Regions from separate parts of the Homo sapiens genome. Here region 2 is linked to region 1. A link is a loop called in an ENCODE intact Hi-C map of the cell type or tissue named here. Cell type or tissue: mammary epithelial cell. All regions are shown on one strand. Links, peaks and the distances in the headings refer to the core of each region. The heading gives the core; the rest is flanking DNA.

Region 1 (8,512 bases), core at 209-8,208:
GTTAGTCTTTCATTTTAAAATGGAGGCATATGTTTGACTTAGAGAAAGTGTTGACTGTAGAATGTTACTAAAGGAGTTTGTAGAATCTCCTTTTTCAGATATTTTTAAAGAATAGAAAATGGTATCGCTTGACTTGGGCAGATTCTTGCCTAATGTGTCCTTTCTAAAATACAACCACAGACATCAGTATCATTTATGGTAGAGAATGGGGAGGCTTACTCTCCGAATTCATGCAACAAACATTTATGGAGCCTCATGATGTACCAGGCACTAGGAATTAAACTTCCAATTCAATGTCCCCATGCAAACAGATCTTCAGATAGATAGGCAGATAGACAGTGGAAAGGGAATGTGGTAAATGCCATGTAGGGAAGGGGAAAGACTGGCCCAGTAATTATGACCACCTTTAACTGAGTCCAGGCACTGTCAGGCAGTGTCCAGGCACAGTGTCAAGCACTCCATGTACATTATTTTATTTAGTGCTCACAACAACCCTATGGAATATATACTATCATTTGCCAGCTATTATCCATGAAGAAACTAAGGTTAAGGAGAGATTAAATAACTTGCCCAAGATCACGCAGACAGCAAATTGCAGAGATTGTTTTGACTGTAGAGTTGAAGTTCTTAAACCCTGGGCCAGCCAGTCAGAATCTGAGAGGAGACAAGTAAGGTTGGTGAGGGGAATGGGAATTGAAAGGGATGAGGAAAGCCTTCTGAAGGAGAAGCCATTTCAATGGAGTTTTGAATGAGCAGGAGTTGGCCAGGTGTATTTTATCCGGGGGGCTGGTAGTGGAGGAGAAGACATGTTTGCCAGATAAAGCAGCTGTGGAAGGGACTGAATTTCAGTCACTTGTTATTTAGCTAAAGACATGGTCATTCTAAAGTCCCTACCGAGTTCTTGCACACTGATACCAGGGTTTTCAATGAGTAGTGCTCAGTTTATAAGAGTTAAGAAGTCACCATTTTTTTTTCTTAGTCCAAATGAAAATAGTGCTTCATCTGAGATCTGCGTATGAATGGCTCTGCCTGTCTTTGGTCAACCCATTTTCCACTCCCTTTACTTGTCCCTTCTTTCCCTCCGGCCTCTAACTCTCTTAGTCCTTCCTTCTTTTCTCTGAAATGAAGCTCTCTCCTACCCATAGAGAACACTTCCTCCTCTGGTTCACCAGGAAGTTTTTTTGGGCACAGCTTCATGGCCTCTCACAGTGATGGATCCTTATTTAAAGCCTGAAATCGATTTCCCCATGGCATCACAATATCTATGGCCATGCTTCCCTCTCAAACATGTGCATTTACTTTTTTTTGGAAGGAGAGAGGAGCAAAATTCATAATTCTTTTCTTCTTTCAGGCCTTTTAATAGTTCCAGTTCTTCTCTGGTCAATCAATCCCCATTTAGTGGAGGCTTAAGCTCCCTCCAGCCTGATTCTCTTTTATACGGCTGCCTTTCTGATGTCGTATATCGGTACAAACAAATAAACATAAAGAGGTTTGGTTTTTCTTTTTTCAGTTTGTTTCTTCTCAGGAAAATAAATTCTATTTAATTTTTCTGACTCCAATATACTCTTGCATGTCATAGAATCTTGTTTTATAATCAGCTATTGGAACTTTAGTAGGTCTACAAACAACCATTTCCTTTCCTAACTAAAATCAGAACCAATTGAAAAAGAGAAGAGGAGTCAGACCACTGCCTCACAGACAGTGGATTTTAAAATGTGGCTTTAGATCTGCAGTCGTCACTGGCCTCCAACACGTAACTCCTGAAAGAGACTGTCAGAGCAGTGATGCCAACGCAGACCCGGGGAATGACAGGACTTCCCCAGACAGTCCCCACCGGGCAGAGTCTGCCCGGTGAGCTCATTCCCTCTAAGGAGGAGTGAATCAGGACAGCTAGAGCTGGGACTGACATGTTGAAGCAAGTTTCTGCACACAGAAATAGGAGGCCAGGGTAAAGGAAAATCCTCCATGTTGAGATGTGGAAAGAAACCTGATTTTTGTTTGTCTCCCTTTATAACATTAATTCCCATTCCTTTCAGATTAGACTTTCATGTGTTATTTGTCGTTTACATAATGCTTTTGAATACAATTATTTAAACCTTTTTCTGTCTGTCTCACATTTCTCGGATGAGATATTCTCACTTTCCTCTTAAGGGTATTTTATTGTTCTTGTGTAACTACTGTCAAAAAATAAAAATTTCAACAAATTTAGTTTAATGATCTAAACTATTAGTGATTCATTAATCAGACGGTATCCCATCTATGAAACAGAAAAGCACGCTAGTAAGCTGAGGAGAGGCAGTGGGCTTTATAGGCAGAAAAGCCTGAAGAAAGCAGAAACAGGAACAGAAAGCCGATTGGTTGTTTCAAAGTTACTTTCTTTAAAAGGATAAAGCAGAGCCAGGGGACTTTCTTATTATGTCAGCTCAGGTTGACTGGGCCCCTTTTAATTGATTGCTGTGAATCTGTTTTTTGTTGTTGTTGTTTTGTGTTTTTTTGGGGGTTTTTTTGTTTGTTTTCTAACTGGCTGATTTTAAAGTCCAGTTTGGGGACCTAGCACTAGTGATTCCATTCTGGTTTGGTCTGTTCTTCTGGGCCTAGTGCAAGAGCTTAGTCCAAAACAATAGCCTCCCATAAATTTAACACTACTCTCAGTAAAAATAACCATTGGTATTTTTATAGCATGGCTTTTAATAATGCCTATATTCTCATATTTGCAAAGTGCATTTTCCTGAGCTGATTTTATCAGTGGCTTTACTTCCAAAATAATTTCCTTTTAGGACAATATCAGAACGGCACATACAAGTGTCCCCAAGTCATATTTGGAATAAGATCACTTGGGAACACAAGTCAAAGAAGGTATGTAACCAACTCACCTCATCTAATGGAACAGGTTTCCCTGGGCAAGCATAAGATTATTGTACATTGTTCAAAGATTTCAAGACAGATAGCGTAGATTTCAAGAATGCCAAACATAAGGCAGAGAGGAGTCTACTGGGATATTTTCCCGAATTGTGGCTTGTATCTCTCTCTGGTCTATTAGAAGACCTCCTGCATACCCCTAACAAGAGAAAAAATGACAGATGAAAGAAAGAGAGAGAGAGAGACTTTCTTGTAATTAATCTAATAGGCATTTTTAAAATTGAACACTTGGACTTCCTCCAACTGGCATCTTTAAAACACCCATTGATTAACAGGCAAATGGGATGAGTGAATTCATTATAAGAAGTGAATCCTTTGCGTCCACCAGATTCTTCTGCCTTCATTGTCATCAAAGTTCTTGGGCTCACTCACTGGCTATCATCCCTCTCACTCATCTCTAAAATGGTTTCAACATCCCCTCTGTGCGGTCCAGTTTCTCACCTAATTTGCATTAGGCTGATTCATTCATTCCTCAGCAGGGTTACTTGATGTGCTTTCTTCCCAGTGGCATCCATGTGTAAAGCTGTCTCTCACTGGCTCTTATCACAGTCAGATTCAAAATGCTCATTTCAGAAAGACTGCAAGTCTTAATAGAAGGTATAGAATTTAACAACATGAACACAGTGAAAGTTTAAGAATGGTTTCTGGAATACCTGAAATCTATTCTGCTTATATTAAAATGGCTTTCGGCAGAGGGTGAAAAACCCTGCCGGCAATCAGAGCATTCTGTGACATTCAAGTCTGCCCAGAGTCAGCAGCCAAGCAGCGTGCTCTCTGATCTACAGATTTGCATTGTTCACTAACCTTCCTGTGCCAAAAACACTCAGTTGCTCCCTTTCACCAGCCTCTAAGGTCACAAGACAGACAGTTCTTTCTTGATTACTCAAACAAATACACGTCTGATTCAGAGCGGGGAAAAAAGAGTTGCCAACAGTCAAGGCTTAGAAAGGCCAGGGCTGCTTGCACTTAGAAGCCAGCCTGATGAATCACCACATCCATGACTAATTGTGGGGTTCAAGTGTGCCCAGTTATAGAGCCTGTTTTTTAGAAAGGAAAATGCTAAAGAAGACACATAGAAATGTGGAAGAAAACTAGACACTTTTGTGTGACTACACAGATGGCCCGTGGTCATTAACAGGCTTGATACATACCTTTCTCTATATATATATAGTTTTTTTTTTTTTTTTTGACAGAGTTTCACTCTTATTGCCCAGGCTAGAGTGCAATGGTGCAATCTCAGCTCACCAAAACCTCCGCCTCCCGGGTTCAAGCAATTCTCCTGCCTCAGCCTCCTGAGTAGCTGAGATTACAGGCATGCGCCACCATGCCTGACTAATTTTGTATTTTTAGTAGAGATGGGGTTTCTTCATGTTGGTCAGGCTGGTCTTGAACTCCCAACCTCAGGTGATCCGCCAGCCTCGGCCTCCCAAAGTGCTGGGATTAGAGGTATAAGCCACTGCACCCAGCCCTCTCTCTATGTTCTTTCAATTAAGCCCCAGAAAATGTGGAAATGCCATTGCCCTCAACCTGGCTTTCCTCACAAGAGTAAACTTCATGGGCTTAAAAAAAATTCCAAACATTTTTTAAATCTCATAAGGTTAAGAAAGGGCAGTCGACTTCAATAAATTATGATGCTGATGATTTTTGTTTTAAAAAACTGGCAAAAACAGACTTTTACATATATATGACTATCATATATGACTTTTACATATACGTATATAGGTGAATTACTTATATACATATAAGTACATAAAGTATACAGTTACATGTATGTTAAAGTATGTATATACATATCTAATGTAAATATACATATATATGCACATATGAACCTATATCTTCATTGCATGCTTATGTAATAGATGCAGTGTGTAATATGTGTAAATCCATGTTTTATTTGTATAGATACCAAGGACATGATAATAAAAATGACATAGTTCTTGTCCTCAATTGTATAGTCTGTTGGGAAAGAAAACACACAAATAGAAAAAATTTTCATATAGAGAATTTTTAATATTCTCTATATGCTGCTATAAAATCAATAGTAGTCATGCACAGGGTGTTGTTGGCATAAGGGAGGAAACCTTGAAAAAGGGGTACATGTTAGGGAAAGCTTTGGGAAAGTGAGAGATGAGCTGATCTGAAAGGACTTGTAGTAGTGACTCTTGTTGAGTGGGAGGGAGGGGTAGGCAATGAATGGAGGAAATCCCAGGTAGAGGAAAAAGAGAGTACCAGAACAGCCCCACATTTATTTAAGAAATTGAAATTATAGCTAAAAACCTCCACACACAAAACTCCAGGCACCAAAGTTTTCATGGTTAAATTGTACCAAACCTTTAGTAAATAAATAAAACCAATTATACACAAACTCTTCCAGAAAATTTAAGACAAGGAAATACTTCCCACTTTATCTGGGAGGGCTGCCTTACCTTAACCCAAAATCTAGATGTTACAAGAAAAGATAACTACACAACATTAAATATCCCACATAAACATAGGTACGAAAAACCTTGAGAAAATTATAGCAAATGAAATTTAACAACATATAGAAAGAATAATACATCATGAATAAATGAGGTTTATTATGAGAGTGCAGGGCAAACATTTGGAAATAAATTGACGTAATTCACCATATAAAAAACAGACGAACATCTCAATAGGTGCAGAAAATATAATTGACAAAATTCTATATAGATTCATGATAGAATGAACAGCACTCAGTAATCTGGGAATAGATGGGAATTCCCTTAACTTGATAAAGGCATCCATTTAAAAAACAAATAACCAAAATACTATAGCTAGCATCAAACTGAATGGGAAATGACAATTCAGTGCAGAAACAATTGGTGTTGAAACAATTTGATATCCACATGTCCTATAGTTTGAATATGTCCCCTTCAAAATTCAGGTGTTAAAACTTAATGGCCAATGCAGTGACATTAAAAGGTGGGTCTTCTCAGAGGTTATTAGGTAATGAGAGCTCCTCCCATTACGAGTGGGATTAAGGCCCTCATAAAAGGAGCTTCACTCAACATTTGACCCTCTTGCCCTCTGCCTTCCACCATATAAGGACACAGTGTTCTGCCTCTCCTGAGTAAGCAGCAACAACGCACCATCTTGGAATCAGGGGACGGCCCTCACCAGACAACTAAATCTGCAGACACCTTGGACTTCCCAGCCTCCAGAACTGTAAGAAATAGATTTCTGTTCTTTACACATTATCCAGTCTTGGGTGTTCTATCATAGCAACACTAGTAAACTAAGACAATATGCAGAGAGAGAAAAAGAGAGAGAGGAAGGAAGGAGGGAGGGAAGGAGGAACAAAAGAAAGAGAGATCTTTAAAGCATACCTTACATACAAATACTAACTCAAAATGGATCAATACCTAAAAGTGAAATCTAAATTAAATTATTGTACCTTTTGAAAAAATAAGCCACAGAATGGGAGAAAATGCTTGCAAATCATTTATCTGATAAAGAACTTATAACAAAGATATATAAGGATGTCTCAAAACTCAATACTAAGAAAACAACAATGTAATACAAAAAGGACAAAATTTATTTTCGTTTGGTCACTTTTTAAAAATTTTACTTTAAGTTCTGGGATATATTTGCAGAATGTGCAGGTTTGTTACGTAGGTATACATGAGTTGACACTTCACCAAAGAAGATATTCATATAACAAATAATTACATGAAAAGACCCTTGAGTTCATTAGTTATGAAGCAAATGAAAAACCCTAATGACATACTACTACATGCCTATTACAATTACTAAAATCAAAAGAACTGACAATATTGATGATCACATAGAAAAAGCGAAACTTTCATACATTCCTAATGGAAATGCAAAATAGTATTGTCACTTTAGAAAAACAGTTTAGCAGCTTCTTAAAGAGTTAAGTATTTACCTACAATACAATCTAGCATTGCCACTTCAAAGATGAAAGTTTTATTTACATAAAAGCAGATATAGAAAAGTTTATACAGCTTTTCTATATATCTTCCAAAACTGGAACAACACAAATGTTCTTCAACAGGTGAATGGATAACCAAATTATGGTACATCCATACAATGGAATACTATTCAGGATTAAAAAGGAATGAACTACTGATAGACACAACATGGCCAAGTGCATTATACCAAGCAAAAAAAGCCAGATTTAAAAGACTACATACTGGCTGGGCATGGTGGCTCAAGCCTGTAATCCTAGCACTTTGGGAGGCTGAGGCAGGTGGATCACTTGAGGTCAAGAGTTCAAGACTGGCCTGGCCAACATGATGAAACCCCATCTCTACTAAAAATAGCTAATTAGCTGGGCCTGCTGGCGGGAACCAGTAATCCCAGTTACTCAGGAGGCTGAGGCAGGAGAATCGCTTAAACCTGGGAGGTAGAGGGTACTGTGAACCAAGATCGTGCCACTGCACTCTAGCCTGGGTGACAGAGTAAGACTCTGCCTCAAAAATAAATAAAATAAAATAAAAGATTGCATACTTTTACTTGATTCCAGTTGTATGACATTCTGAAAAAAAGCAAAACTATAGGGACACAAAACAGAACTATACCTTAGAACAGGTAAATTTATTTATGTAAAGTGTATCTTAATAAAGCATGAAGAAAAATTAAAATGTCATCCATAATAAGAAAATTATTTAACATACATGAATTACCACATCTTAAAACTAAATCATAAAATTTAATGTATTAAAATTTTAGCATTTTAATTTGTTGTAATATGGAAAGTTATCTAGATCAACCCTCTTGCTGAAACAAGCTAATAATCCTGAGTAAATATATATTCTTAAAAATAATTATTGAACTGACAGGGTCATAAAGCATTTTTAGCAGAAATCCAGAAGGTAAGTGGAATTCTGCAGCCAACTTTCATTTTTATGGCATTTGCTAATTAGGATGAATTTGATCTACAATATTTTAGCTTCATGTGGTGCAAAGAACAAAAGACAAAAAGTCCAAAGCAGTTTATAAGAGACAAGTTTGAAATCTAAATATTCAGAACATTTGGAAGTAAAATGATTCAATAAATCATATACATGAATCAAAATCTAAGTACTTGGCAGGTAGTAAACTATTAGCATCACTCTAAATAGATTTACTAACTAAAGCATTAGGAGATTAAACTGATCACTACACGATGCTAAAACATTTAATAACTCAAGAAGATATAACAGTTCTAAACCTGTATGTACCTATCAACATAGCCTTAAATATGTAAACCAAAAATTGAAAGACAGGAAAAATAAATGCAAATAATAGTGAGGATGTTAGTATATTCCTCTCATAGCTAAAGAAACAGCTGACAAAATAAAATTAACATGATACTGATGATTTTTAAAACATGATTCAATGAATAAGCGGACATATATAGAACACTATATCCACCCATGTAAATTACAAAAACTTTTGAAACATACAGAAAACATATTATAAAATTGGCCATATTCTGATCCAAAAGCAGCTCTCAACAAAGTTTAAAGAACTAAGCCATGCATATCACATTCTCTATGATGAAATTTAGTTAAAAATCAAAACAAAAAGATAACTAGAAAAAAACACAGTATGTTTAGAAGAAAACCAC
Region 2 (8,512 bases), core at 416-8,415, 83 kb after region 1:
AAATATGGTCTGACAAATGTGGACAATAAGGCACTTTATCAGAAATAACACATACACATACTTGGGGATCTTCATGTCTATATGCCTTTTCTTCTCTAGTTTTAAGACCTTTCCTACTGAAATCTTCCTCAACCTTAAAACCCAACTACTACCTCCTCCATTCCATTTTGTGAAATCCACAAAGTGGAATTCTTTTCTAAAATGATGGGAACTTAACATCTCTATAGTAAGCCCTTGGTGTCAAGAATTTTGCACTGATGTTGGAACTTGTTCTCTGCCTCTCTCCTCAATCCCCCAGTCATTCTATGACCCTATACCTTGCTTTTTTTTTTTTACTTTATAGCATTTTTCATTGATTTATATTTATTCATTTATTTGCATATTGTGTGTCTCTTCCTGCTATAAGATGCAGAAACACTGTGACTTTGTTTCATTCATAAATGTATTCCCAGAACTTTGTTTTGTTGTTGTTGTTGTTGTTGTTGTTGTTGTTGTTGTTGTTTTGAGACCAAGTCTCACTCTGAGGCACCCGGGCTGGGGTACAGTGGTGAGATCTCAGTTCACTGCAACTTCTGCCTCCCAGTTTCAAGCGATTCTTCCACCTCAGTTTCCCAAGTAGCTTGGATTATAGGTGCCCACCACCACACCCAGCTAATTTTTTTTGTGTGTGTATTTTTAGTAGAGATGGGGTTTCCCCATATTGGCCAGGCTGGTCTCGATCTCCTGACCTCAGGTGATCTGCCCACCTCAGCCTCCCAAAGTGCTGGGATTACAGGTGTGAGCCACCACACCCAGCCTATTCCCAGAACTTTGAATAGTGCCCAACGCATACTAGGAACTCAGCATATTTTGTTGACCTAATCAGGATATCCACCTTTTAGTTTTTTCATTTAATCCTCACAGCAATTTGTGAAGTAGATATTAATTTTCACACTGTTTCAGATAAAAATAGTTTTTCATCAATATGAGGAAATAAAGAATAACATAAAATTAACATATATAGGTATATATGTGATATCAATAATTAGATCCCTCTGATGCCAAAGCTCTGTTCTTATGTCATTTGTAGCCCTTGTCATACTGCCTTGTATTATGTCCTCATCTGTCATACCCACAAGGATGTGAGCTCCGTGGGAGCAAGCCTCATTCTTCTTTCAATAATCTCCCTGCCATGAAGATAGCTGCTATTCACCAAGTGTTTATTGAGTTGAAATTGAACTTTCTCGTCTCAACTCTTGGCCATACTTAGATTTGGGACTCACTTACATGGAAAATATTTGCTCACAAGAGAGTATGTAGTTTTCTACAACTAATCCAAGATAGGTGACTTCTCTCAGCCAAGTGACTGTAATACAGAACAAAGAGACAATCGTGCACCTATAGAAACAAGTGAACCTGCTGGCTGGAAAGGAATCTGAACAGAATAACAAGAGGTCATTTCACAAGAAGGGAACAGTAAAAGCATTCGTGCAGAGAGGCAGGAAGGCTTGGAAGATGCACTTGGAGATGAGGGAATAGACCCAGCTGTCTGGGAACATTGATATCCATTGGAGTGGCAGCAGATGCAGGATGCTTCTATAGTCACCAGAACAAGTGAGTTCTAAAACTCTGAACTCTCAGTAGTGTAGTTTGTGAACTGGTTTCTATATGTATTAGATTCCTATTGCTGTTATAGCAAATTACCACAAATTTAGCAGCTTAAAACAACACAGATTTATGATCTTACAGTTCTAGAGGTCAGATGTTGATATGGTTTGGATCTGCGTCCCTGGCCAAATCTCAGGTGGAATTCTAATCCCCAGTGTTGGAGACGGGGCCTGCTGGGAGGTGACTGGATCATGGGAGTGGTTTTCTCATGAATGATTTAGCACCATCTCCTTGGTGCTGTTCTCATAAGTTCACAGGAGATCTGGTTGTGTAAAGGCGTGTAGCACCTCCCTTCTCTCTCTGTCTCTCACTGGCTCCTATTCCTGCCAAGTGATGTGCTGCCCCCCACTTTGCCTTCCACCATGATTGTAAGTTTCCTGAGGCTTCCCCTGAAGATGAGCAGATGCCAGTACCACACTTCCTGTTCAGCCTGCAGAACCATGAGCCAAATAAACCTCTTTCTTTGTAAATTACCCAGTCTCAAGTATTTATTTATAGCAATATGAGAACAGACTAATACAGATGTCCAGAATTGGTCTTATAGCGCTAAATTTAAGATGCCAGCTGGGTTGTGTACCTTTTGGAGGTTCTAAGGGAAATCCTCTTCTTGCCTTTCATGGCCTATAGAGGCTGCCCACATTCCTTGGCTTGTAGCCCCCTTCTCTCTTCAAAAATTCATCAGTACAACCTCTGCTTCTATAGGTCATCACCTTTCCTTCCCCGACTGACTCTGTCACCCCCACCTCCCTCTTTTATTTATTAAGGACCACTGTGATTACACTGGATTTGTCTGAATAATCCAGGATAGTCACTTTTATCCATCAAATCGACTGGGCCACAGTGCCCAGATATTTAATCAAACATTATTCTGTCTGTTTCTGTGAAGTTGTGTCTTGAAAGAGACTAGCAATTAAATTGGTGGACTTTGAATAAGGCAGAGTGGCCTCCGTAATGTGGATAAGCCCCATCCAATTAGTTGAACCTCATAATAGAACAAAGGCTGACCTCTCCCAAGGAAGAAGGAATTTTGCCAGGGGAATGCTTTTGGATTTGAATGGCAACACTTCCGTAAGTCTCCAGCCCACTGGCCTGCCCCATCAGATTTTGGATTTATCAAGCCTCCACAACCAACTGAGCCAGTTTCTTAAAATAAATCTCTCTCTCTCTCTCTGTCCTCTGTATCTTTCTATGTATACACACACACACACACACACACACACACACACAGTTTGTTCCACTTCTTAGAGAACCCTAATTCACAGGGCAATTGCCCCATCTCAAAATCTTTAACTAAATCACACCAGCAAAGTTCCTTTTGCTGTGAAGGTAACATACTAGCTGATTCCAGGAATTCAGACATGGGTATCTTTAAAGGGCCATTATTTTGCCTACTACACTTTACAACCCTTATCAGTCCCCACTTGATCAAGTATTCATCTTGAAAAGCATTGAACCTAGCCCTGAGCAATGGCCATCCACTTGCCAAAAGAGAAGTTCCCTGAAAGATACTATTCTGAAGAATAGTGATGCTGGACTTCTAGCAAATGAACTTTAAATAAAATAATAAGTGTAATTGTATACTTTTCTTTTTCCCTAAATGGACCTTTTCTATGATACAGAATGAAAAAAGAAAAGGCCTTCTAATTTGTGGGACTCAAGTGATTTGACAAAAGCTGTATTGGGGCTTCAAGCATTTTTATTTTAATAGTGCTATTCAGAGAGGTTTGCAAGTATAATTAAATATACCACATCTCAGTTCTGTATTTTTCACACATGATGATATCTCAGAGACAAACTATTTAGAAATAGATCTAATGACAAAAAAATGAGTAGTCTAAGGAGGATGCTACAATCTGCATCACAAAATTGCACCTGTTCTATATCCCATACAATTTTGCACTTTTATTCTGAGCAGAACTATTTGAATATTTAAATAAAACATAATTGAGCATTTGGAGAGCAACTTTTGCTTCAGGTAATAGTTTTAACTGACAAGGAATCTGGAAGTTTACCCTCCTTCAATGGTGATTCTAATCCCCCCACCAACTTTTCAAATTTCTCAGTGGAAAGTGGAAAATCTCTGATCCACACCATCTGTTTACCTCATCCAGTAGTGCATTCCACTCTCTGCAACAGAAGGCTTGTGACAACCTGCCAATAAAATTCCTGAGGTTGTCAAGGCACAGGATACTTGTGAAAAAGATTCAGATAAGATTTTTCATGGTTAAATTCCTCACATACATACCCTCTCTCTCAAAGCACTACTTGGCTTCAGTAAGAGATTTCAGGTAAAACAGAAAAATGCCACACAGAGAGAGCTTTCAATGATTTATTCCATAAACAGGCAGTTTGCTGTGTTGGAATCCCTGACTCATCCAGCTGTGGGATATAAGTCTGGGCTTCCATTTGCATTCATTTAAATTGCAATTAGCTGGTGGCAGGTCATATCCAACTTAGTATATTCCATAAAGAATGGATTTCTAGGTCTGCCAGAGAACACTGTCCATGTTGAATACATAATAATCACCCTTGGTGTTGAACCCAAGCAAACAGGGTCACAAGAAAATTGTGTAAAATTCTCTGAGTTCTACAACCTTCATGATGGTTGAGAAGTTGCTTTCTAAAACAAGAGACGTTCTGTAGTAACATTGAGTAGTAATTAAAGAGCCAGACACTACACTAAGAACTTTAAATATGTTTTCTTAGTTAACTCACGCAACTACTCTGTGAATTACATTCTATTATCCGACCTACTTTTCAGATGGTGTAACCGCTCAATGGGTTCACCTTTCCCGCTGCCTAGACAGAGCTGATTTATCAATGCAGGGGAATTCTGATAGAGAAAGAGTAATTCATGCAGAGCCAGCTGTGCGTGAGACCAGAGTTTTATTATTACTCAAATCAGTCTCCTGAGCATTCCAACATGAGAGCTTTTAGGGACAACTTGGTGGGTGGGGGGACGCCAGTGACCTGGAGTGTTGATTGGTCAGGTCAGAAATGAAATCACAGGGAGTGGAAGCTGTCTTCTTGTGTTGAGTCAGTTCCTGGGTGGGGGCCACAAGATCAGATGAGCCAATCTATCAATCTGGGTGGTGCCAGCTGATCCATCAAGTGCAAGTTCTGCCAAATATCTCAAGCACTGATCTTAGAAACAGTTTAGTGAGGGTGAGAATCTTGTAGCCTCCAGCTGCGTGATTCCTAAACCATGATTTCTAATCTTGTGGCTAATTTGTTAGTCCTACATAGACAGTCTAGTCCCCAGGCCAGAAGGGGATTTGCCTTGGGAAAAGCCCATTATCATCTTTTTTTAAAATTATAAACTATAAACTAAGTTCCTCCCAAAGTTAGTTCAGCCTATGCCCAGGAATGAATAAAGACAGCTTGGAGGTTAAGAGCAAGATGGAATTAGTTAGGTCAGATCTCTTTCACTGTCTCAGTGACAACTTTGCAATGCCAGTTTCAATGGCAAAGTCGAGGCAGAAGGGTTAAGTGATTGGCCAAGAGTCACATGACTGGACTGGAGACAGGCTATAAACTCAGATAGCTTGTCTAAAGAGTCCATGTGCTCAACTAAAGGGCTTTGCAACATTTGTTCCAAGAAGGCTGTCCTTCCTTTATGAAGGAACCACTCTTGACATATCCTTGGATATCAGTGAATTTTCCAAGGAGTCATGAGAATGAATTTGCACTGATCCATCCACCCATACTCAACTAGTCTGAAGGAACATTGTTACAAGATTGGCTGAATGGGATAGAGTTTTTGGTTCCAAGAGTAAATTTATTGGCTCACTTAGAGATGAATCTGAAACTTGGGCTCATTAACATGACGCTTTAATGAAATAAACTAGTAAGCCATAGACGTTGTTACAAATAATCTCTTTGATTGCCCAAAGCCATATGCTGTGAAGGAAATAAATAATTACAAGCAGAAACATTTTTTCCTTTATGGTAAACAAGATGAAACTCTCTAGTTATATTTTCCTATTTTTTTTTTCCTGGAGCTATAAAATTCCCAATGTTGCTAAATACACTGTGTTCCCCAAATTCACATTGTATTGCTTTCAAATGGCTTTAATTCCTTCAAAATGACTGATGGTTCTATAGTTTGCTGTGAGATCAGCCCTAAAGAATAGGAGGAAGTTCTCCAAGTTGCCACAAATGTTGATCTCTCCTACATAATACAATTTTCACAAAAACCTCATGGACAGTCCTCTCAATAGCAGATCAAAACACTTGATTAAAGATAATAATACTGTAGACTGCTTCTCTAAAAAGAGCTGATGGCTTCTCATAGATAAGAAAAAACAAACAAACAAAAAGGATCATTGGTTTAGTGCCATAACCAGCTCTTTTTTTCTTATTAAAGAATGGAGCAACAATTTTCCAATGCAACCATTCTTTCAGTAAACTTTTGCCGGCCATCTTCAAGGTTCACCTCACATTTGGGAAGATGTGAACAAAGGTGTCTACATTGAAGAGGACAGAGCTCCTCTCATGGTACAAACCTGTACCATTTGGCTACTCAATATAGTTTCTGAGGAGACATTTCAAAATCCTGTGTGCACTCTGCTTGGTTTGAAAGCAAACTTCCATTTCCCTATTTCTTGTTATTTTGTTTGCGTTTTTATACATCTAGCCATCTAGCACTCACTGGCAACCTCATTTTTGTTACTGTTGGCTTAAAAACTTTCATTTTATCCAAGGTTTATTACTTCATATTTGCCTCCTGTGTTTAGCCTAAAAATGCCTTTAGTTTAGCATGTTGTCTAAATCTATTAATAATTATCGAGGTCAAAATTTTCAATCTTTATAAAGGTATAAGGAATACGTCTACAGATGAAATTATGTGAAGCAAGACTTTATGCTTTGGCTTTCATGAAACCTGCTCCTCCCCACGCAAAGAATAGCCAGGAACTTGTTCCTTTCTTCCAATTTGTTCCTATGTTCACATGGCAAGACCAGATATGGGACATTAAATGCTTTCTTAGCCATACATAAATGGCTTTCATCCTTGCAAACTGACAGTTTTATAGTAAGACTAAGTTCCAAACAACAGTGGCTTGTTCAGGCCAGGGCCAGACTCTGTGTGCCACACAGATTCACTTTGGTGAAGTGAGAGAATAACCTCAGTCCTTTTTTTATTATTATGGTGAAAAAATACAATTTTATGCTCCAGAGTTAGAAGCCTAATTTCCGAAAGGTAAAAATAGTTGCTAACATGAAGCAACTTCTTTGTGCATCAGTTTACGAGTTCTCCTTCATAGGTTCTCACTGTATATGGGTTATTTCTCCAAAGACGCAGAGAAAAACTATAAAAGACAATTCTTTATTGAATAAAACTCTTCCATTCACCTCAAAAGTGATTTCTCAGTCCCTCAGCCTGCCTTTTCTTATCAATCCCAACATCATCCCAAATGCAGAAAAGACTTGAACCTGAGTTTTTCTGACTGAAGTTTAGCATTGATTTTTTGGATATTTTATAGACTGTGTGCCAGGCATCTAGGCACGGCTAGAGGAATAATAGTGCACAGGCAAACACCAGTCATTTTCAATTTGCAAATGATCTCTTTTCCTATAAATAGATGTATGTGAAGTGTGTCACACCCCTAACTCTGTTTCATGAGGTGCTTGTGACATTTCTGGCTCCTATTACCCCACAAAGCCTTTGCTGTCATCATACTCTTATTAGTGAAATACAATCCATGAAGAGCAAATTCCCGCAACAGGAAACAATAGCAAATATGATTTAAGATTGCCTGAATCTGGGGCCAGCCACAAAGAGCTGCTGCACTGCTATTAAATGAAAGGCCAACAGCCAAGAACAAGGTCTTGAAGAGGCAGATTCACAACTAAATACTGCAAAGGGCTCAAATCAGGGAAAGTGACCAACTATGAGCAACTCTCAAAAAGAATACAAGTGGAAATGGATTTCCAGACTTACTTGATTGCATTAGTAGGAGGCTCTATTTTCTTTCAAGTGCCTGGTTTGGTACTATATGTAATCATGAGCTTTATTTGTTATTTTTGATTATTAATTGGGGAGCAAACTAAAATAGCACCTTGGAAAGCTAAATTTACCAGAAAGGAAAAGCCAATATGTCATTGTTTCAAGGAAAAAGCTGTTTTATCTTGTGTATACAGTTTCTTTTCATCTGTATTTCAAATATCAAAAATAGACTGATAAATTCCCAATACTAAAGGTAAAAGCACAATTATCAAATATATATTCATCCGTTGCCATCTATATTCTTTTGATGGTAACTGCTCCTTCCAAAAAGAGAACACAGTAAAACATAATAAATTTTGAAGTAATAAAATTGGAAGGCAATAATTTTAAAATGCTCCCTAGAAATGGCTTGTCCTCCAGGACAGAGTCCAAGTGGGCTCTAGGTGGCTGACATACATGCTACATCTGCATCTAATGAAGGCCATACTCATCTTGCAGTCAGAGAACTGGATTATTTTTTAGATTGTCCACTTTGGTATATGCTATGTGATGTCTTCAAGAGTCTTCTGCAGAGAGAATTATCATGCACACACCTTGGGTAAATTAAAAACAAACTCCGAAAACAAGCCAGCATTTGGTGTTTATCTAAGAACTCTAGTGTCCTTAGGGCTTATCTAACAACCCTAATAAGCCCCATGTTTGGCTTAAATACCTGACTACACATTTTAGTAGAGCCCAGGAGGCAAGAGTTAAAATGAACGTGTTAAGGACAAGTACTCCTGTTTGAATTAGCAAAAACTAGTTATTCAACACCTCAAATCCGAATGTGTCATTAATATTATTGATGAGCACTCAGACAAAGGACTACTAGACCAGGAAAGCAGGATTTGGGTGGGGAAAGCACTCTGTACATAGGTG

Evidence for each region. Peaks named below come from ENCODE experiments on the same cell type or tissue, not always from the same donor. Only the 100,000 strongest peaks of a DNase experiment are listed, where the experiment ranks them.
Region 2: it touches region 1 in a loop (10-fold over the local background); 3 of 110 quality-filtered maps call a loop at or near these places.

What each region holds. Positions count from the first base shown.
Region 1 is chr7:116,313,655-116,322,166 of GRCh38, forward strand. It overlaps LOC105375463 (a long non-coding RNA gene), which reads left to right. Exons shown (of 7, transcript XR_001745336.2): 4 at 2,778-2,856; 5 at 5,987-6,105. Among named protein-coding and RNA genes, the nearest start is that of TES, 110 kb to the left of the region's middle. RefSeq lists enhancers at 3,485-3,564, 3,665-3,814. In mammary epithelial cell, for the core only: no CTCF peak of the experiment used is centred there; DNase peaks (open chromatin) are centred at 1,857, 3,357 and 3,817; H3K27ac peaks cover 3,660 bases.
Region 2 is chr7:116,396,101-116,404,612 of GRCh38, forward strand. No RefSeq gene overlaps it. Among named protein-coding and RNA genes, the nearest start is that of CAV2-DT, 99 kb to the right of the region's middle. In mammary epithelial cell, for the core only: no CTCF peak of the experiment used is centred there; a DNase peak (open chromatin) is centred at 3,921; H3K27ac peaks cover 1,641 bases.